Regions from separate parts of the Mus musculus genome. Here region 1 is linked to region 2. Evidence: chromatin contacts called from ENCODE Hi-C or POLR2A ChIA-PET data. All regions are on one chromosome and are shown on one strand. The core of a region is the stretch at or near the end of the contact, and the rest is flanking DNA. Distances in the headings are between cores, read along the strand shown.

The links. Hi-C counts contacts between places; a loop is a spot of excess contacts on that map. ChIA-PET counts read pairs that join two places held with the same protein, here RNA polymerase II (POLR2A).
Region 1: a map of heart shows a loop between it and region 2 (1.8-fold over the local background). The contact joins the promoter of Ly6g5c here to the promoter of G6bos in region 2. A Hi-C loop is called at or near these places in 4 of 37 maps with a recorded cell type or tissue (gastrocnemius, heart and v-Abl transformed pro-B cells). POLR2A ChIA-PET finds 5 or more read pairs at or near these places in 3 of 5 experiments (Patski and embryonic stem cell).

The regions. Positions count from the first base shown.
Region 1 is chr17:35,106,995-35,109,694 of GRCm38, reverse strand. It overlaps Ly6g5c (lymphocyte antigen 6 complex, locus G5C), which reads right to left and starts at 1,401. Exons shown (of 3, transcript NM_148947.2): 1 at 1,275-1,401. The coding sequence starts at 1,395.
Region 2 is chr17:35,063,026-35,065,725 of GRCm38, reverse strand. It overlaps G6bos (G6b opposite strand), which reads right to left and starts at 1,289. Exons shown (of 1, transcript NR_001462.1): 1 at 130-1,289. Mpig6b (megakaryocyte and platelet inhibitory receptor G6b) reads left to right here. Exons shown (of 6, transcript NM_001191012.1): 2 at 1-163; 3 at 317-407; 4 at 770-822; 5 at 964-1,040; 6 at 1,290-2,700. The coding sequence ends at 1,394.

The DNA.
Region 1 (2,700 bases), core at 152-2,651, 44 kb before region 2:
CACACACACACACACACACACACACACACACACACACACACACACACACCTGGCTTTCAACCTTCTTGCCTGAGTACTAGAATTGCCACCAGTGGGCACTCTTTCTTTTCTTCTTTTTCCTTTTTAATTTAGTTTTTCAAGAGTTTATCTGTGTAGCGCTGGCTGTCCTGGAATTCACTCTATACACCAGGATAGCGCTAAACTAAGAGATCCTCCTGCCTCTACCTCCTGGGCACTTGCCACCCCTGTCTAGTTCCAACATGCTTTTTTTACAATGTGGTCTTCAGAGGTGAGAACAAGGTCCGTGAGAAGACAGAGAGAGTCTGTGTCCTGTAGACAGGAGACCTCAATAGCCCCATGCTACCTGCCTTATTCTGCTGTCTGGTCCCTGGACAGGCTCATGTTGGAGGTTAGCTACCAAAGGCCCTGTTCTGTCTCCCGATGAACTGCCTGCATATGCAGCCCCCTCTTCCCTGGCCCTTGGTCCAGTCCACATGTTAAGAGCCCAGGACTAACGGATAGCTTAGTGTAGTGCAAAGGCTTCTGCCTTGTGAATTCTGGTTGAGGAGAATCTGACACAACCCCAGTCCTCCCTATTCTGTGTTGCCCTTAGAGCTGGAAACGATCCCTTTAGTATCTCCAGAACACTGTTGTTGCTACAGCAACAAGGCCGTCCCGAGAACTCTCCTTTGCAGTGACTGACTATCAGGCCATCACAGTTCCTGGACATCCCCACACATCTGCCCATGGTATCATGCCTACCGCTGGTTTCACCTGTACATCATGGACAGAAGTGTCGAGACCCTTGGAGAAACCAGAGTTTTTCCACCTAGCTGGCCTGGTGACCCTTCTGACTCTTTGGAGCAGTGTCTCTCAACCTGTGGGACACGACCCCTTTGGAGGTCAGATGACGTTTTCACAAGGGCCCCATATCAGATATTTACCTTACAATTCATAACAGTAGCAAAATTACAGTTATGAAGTAGCAAAAAAAAAAAGTGTTATGTTATGGTTGGGGGGTCACTGCAACATGAGGAAACTGTATTAAAGGGTTGCATCATCAAGAAGGTAGAACCCCGCCAGGCGTGGTGGCGCACGCCTTTAATCCCAGCACTCGGGAGGCAGAGGCAGGTGGATTTCTGAGTTCGAAGCCTCTAGGATTGGTCTACAGAGTGAGTTCCAGGACAGCCAAGGCTACACAGAAAAAACACTGTCTCGAAAAAACAAAAGAAAAGAAAAAAAGAAGGTGGAACCACTGCTCCGGAGCCACTTACCGAGAACCAAGGTCTTCATGACCAGCACTGTTAAGAGGACAGCACACAAGGCTTGGGGGACGCCATGGAGTCCCAGGGGCCTCAGGGACCAGCTGGCTGCAGGGCCTGCCATAAAAAGCATGGCTTCTCTCCAGCCTCCAGCCTGGGCTTATATTGGTTGGAGAGAGGCTGGCCAAGAGGAGGGAGTGGGGCACCAGTCTGAGGTGGAGAACGGCACCAGAACAGGGCGTGCAGAGTGTCCTCAACCCACAGCTCCTTGGGCCTAATATCCTGGCTGGAGGCAGGAACTCAGAAGGACTTGTCCTGTCTGTTTCCCTTCCTGGTGCTCCGTAAAATGCTCTGACAAAAGCAACCGGGGGGGGGGGGAGTGTTTATTTTTATTTATATGTTTTGATGTTAATATCATTGTCATCATCATTTATTATTTATTTATTTATCTATTTATCTATCTATCTATCTATCTATTTATTTATTTATTTATTGGTTTTTCGAGACAGGGTTTCTCTGTGTAGCCTTGGCTGTCTTGGAACTCACTCTGGAGACCAGGCTGGCCTCGAACTCAGAAATCTGCCTGCTTCTGCCTCCCAAGTGCTGGGATTAAAGGTGTTCACCACCATGCCCAGTTTATTATTATTATTATTACTTTTTGAGACAAGGTTTCTCTGTGTAGCCCTGGCTGTCCTAGAACTTACTCCATGGGCCAGGCTGGCCTCAAACTCAGAGATCCACCTGCCTCTGTTTCCTGAGTACTGGGATTAAAGGCGTGTGCCACCATGATCGGCAAAGGGGGCTATTTTATTTTAGCTTGTTATTCCAGGTCACAGTCCATCCTGTTAGGGAAGTCACAGCCACAGACACTTTTGAGAACCGGCCATATGGCAACCAGAGTCAAGGACAGTGAGTGGTCATGCTGGGTCTCACTCTCTCTGACCCCCTTCAGTTGGTGTGTTTGTGTGTCTGTCTGTATGTATGCACATACATGTTGTAGTAGCTATTCCTGGTTGTCAACTTGACTATATCTGGAATGAACTACAATCCAGAATTGGAAGGATCACGTGTGATCCTAATCTGGAGGCTGGGAGAGACAAGTTTCTGACCTGGATCCTGGCATGGAGATCTTGAGACATAGCGGCTATGAATCCCATAAGGTTAAGACAGAGAGGTAATGTGGCCAGATGTTTTGTAAAGTTCTGCCTTTGTTGCATCCTGGATAATAAAGGGGTTAAGAGCAGAAGCCAGTCTGCCTACTGGCACTGGCCTGTCTTTCCAGCTACTCGGATGCTCAGGAGGACTGCAGGTTTTAAGACTTGACTGATGGTGGTGCACGCCTTTAATCCCAGCACTTGGGAGGCAGAGGCAGGCAGACTTTTGAGCTCGAGGCCAGCCTGGTCTCCAGAGTGAGTTCCAGGACAACCAGGGCTACACA
Region 2 (2,700 bases), core at 40-2,539:
CGCCTGCGTTCCCTGGACAATGGTATCAAGCGGCTAGAGCTGCTGCTGAGCGCCGGGGATTCTGGAACCTTTTTCTGCAAAGGACGCCACGAGAATGAGAGTCGCACAGTGCTTCAAGTGTTAGGGGACAAGGCAGGTTGCCGGCCTGCAGGATCTACCCACGGTAGGTCGAGGCCCAGATGCACAGGGGCACTTAATTTGGACACACACGCGGGACAAAAAGCGGGGCGGAATCTTACAGAGCGGTAAAGTTAGTAGAACCCTATTGTCTGTACCCCTGACCACGGCATCTCTCCCTGCCTCGCGGTCTCCCTAGGGTACGAGTATCCCAAGGTCCTGATTCCGCTCCTGGGCGTTGGGCTTGTGCTGGGACTGGGAGTCGCGGGCGTGGTCTGGCGGCGGCGCAGGTGAGCACTGGAGGCGGAGCCTGGCTTGAAACAGGGTGTGACCAGTCAGGGCGTGGGGAAAGAGGTGGGGCAGAGCCCTAACCTTTACAAAGAAAAAGAAGTGTCTGGAGGCCTGGCGTTTGTTAAAAGAATGTGAGAGGTCAGCCCTTGGGTGCTAGGCTACAGGCTGGAGTAGGGAACCGAGGCTGCAGAAACCAAACTGAAAGGTCAGAAAGCCCAGAGAGTGGGCGGGACCTGGTTCCAGAGGAGCCTAAGTTGTTTTGCTGGTCGGAGACTGCAGTTTGCACAGTTCTTATTGGCGCCGCCTGCGGCCGAGGAACCAGTAAGACGAGATTGGTGACTCTTCAAGGACTTCCTTACAGACTCTCGCCTCCGCCCCCACCCCCGCCCCCGCCTGGACCACTACCCACATTTGGTGAGATTAACTGCACTCAATTTCCCTATCCTACCCGCACAATCCCTAACCCTGAGTTCTTGAGTCTGAGTCCTTGCGAGGAGCAGACAAAGTTGGTCATTTTCTCTTCACCCTTCAGTTCTGTCCCTCCCTCCCACATAGCTCCAGTCATAAATGCTGAGCCACAGAGGCCTTTAGAACAGGAGTCCAAGATCTCAGGCCACCTGGACCAGGAGCCGGTAAGGGCCTGGGGATGGGAAAAAGGCCAGAATCCCGGAGGAAAGAGGGCCAAGAAAGCAGCCTAGCTAGGTTGCTGTGGAGCAGCAGTGTAATCCCAGCACTCTGGAGGTTTAAGCAGGAAGATGAAAGCCAGGCTTTGCTACATAGTCGCCTTTACCCACAGTGGGGAAAAGAAAAAAAGCTTTGATTCCAAGCTAAGGGGTCAGATTGATGAGACCATACTACCGTCCTCTCTCTACCTCCTCCAGAGCCTGCACTACGCTGATCTGGACCACTCTGTCCTCGGGAGGCACCGCCGGATGTCCACAGTGGTTTCTGGTGATGCCTCCACTGTCTATGCGGTTGTAGTATAAAGGGAAGCCCTTGTTCTGCCAACCCTTTCTATCTGGGGCTCCCCTGTATAACCTCAGCTAGAAGGGGCAGGCACCATGGACAGAGGCACTGATAGAGGCGACTGACTACCTGGTTTGCGTTCTGCCAATGGTCAACTTTTTTTCTGTCACTTCCATCTTCTGTAACATCTTTCCTTCTCCACTGCTGCCCTCTCTAAAGATGATCAAGCTGCCTGTTAAGCTTTTTCTTCGCGCCCCCCCCCAAGACTGGGATTTCTCTGTATAGCCTTGGCTGTCTTGGAACTCCGTAGACCATAGACCAAGCTGGCCTTGAACTCAGAGAATTCATCTGCTTCTGCCTCCCAACTTCTGAGTTTAAAGGCACTGCCTGGCCCAATGAAGCATTTCAAACTTTAGACATAGACCTGCCTCGTTACCGGTCTGACTGCACTCCCCCTGCTCATTGGCTGCTGCTGCTGCTCATCCACTGAAAGGTTGCCAGTGATGTCCTACCACCAGATAACATTCACCCCTGTTTAAACCAGGGTTTACTTTGTTGCTATTGTCTTTGTAGTAGCACTGTTCTGCTCATCTCTTTGTTTCTCCTCCGTACTCTTCTAGGAAGCTGGCCAATCAATCTTCAGCCCCCAAATGATACACAGTAGTCCTTCCAAGCCAGATCTCAGACCTAGTTCACTCTGTCCAGATGGCCTCAGGCATTTTGCCCAAGGCTTGTCAAACCTGACTCAGTCATTTCTTAAGCCATCCCCTGGGTCCTCCTCTGAAAGCTCTTGAAGAACCCAAGTTGTCCAAGCCAGAAACTGGGGTCAGAGTACACCATCTCCTCTCCCACACAAGGACTTATCAGGACCCTAACCCGCCGCTTCCACTCCTTTTAAAGACAGGCTCTCTTATGGCTGAGGCTGACTTTGAAATCTCCCTCTCCTTATGTCTACCTTCAGTGTTTGGATAAAAGTGATTGCAAGCATGCACCACCAACCACACAAGGCCTTGTCTGTAGCAGGTCACTGTCCTCTGTACCTTTCTCCATGTCCAATGCTGCCACCAGAATGTACTGTCATCATTTGCTTCATGATGACCCACAGACCCCTCTGATCCTCGTGCCCTGCTCTTCCTACTCAAAGCCAGCAAGATTCCCAGGATCAACCACTGGTTCTTTCCCAAGGTTTCAGCTCTGGGGCTGTGAGCGTGGGCTCTGTGTTCAGGCTCCAGCACTGGGCCCCTTTTTAGGCCTATCCATCATTTTCTGTGTGCACACGCCCTCAGAGAGTTTCTCCACAATGTTCTCCCTACAATACTCGTTGGC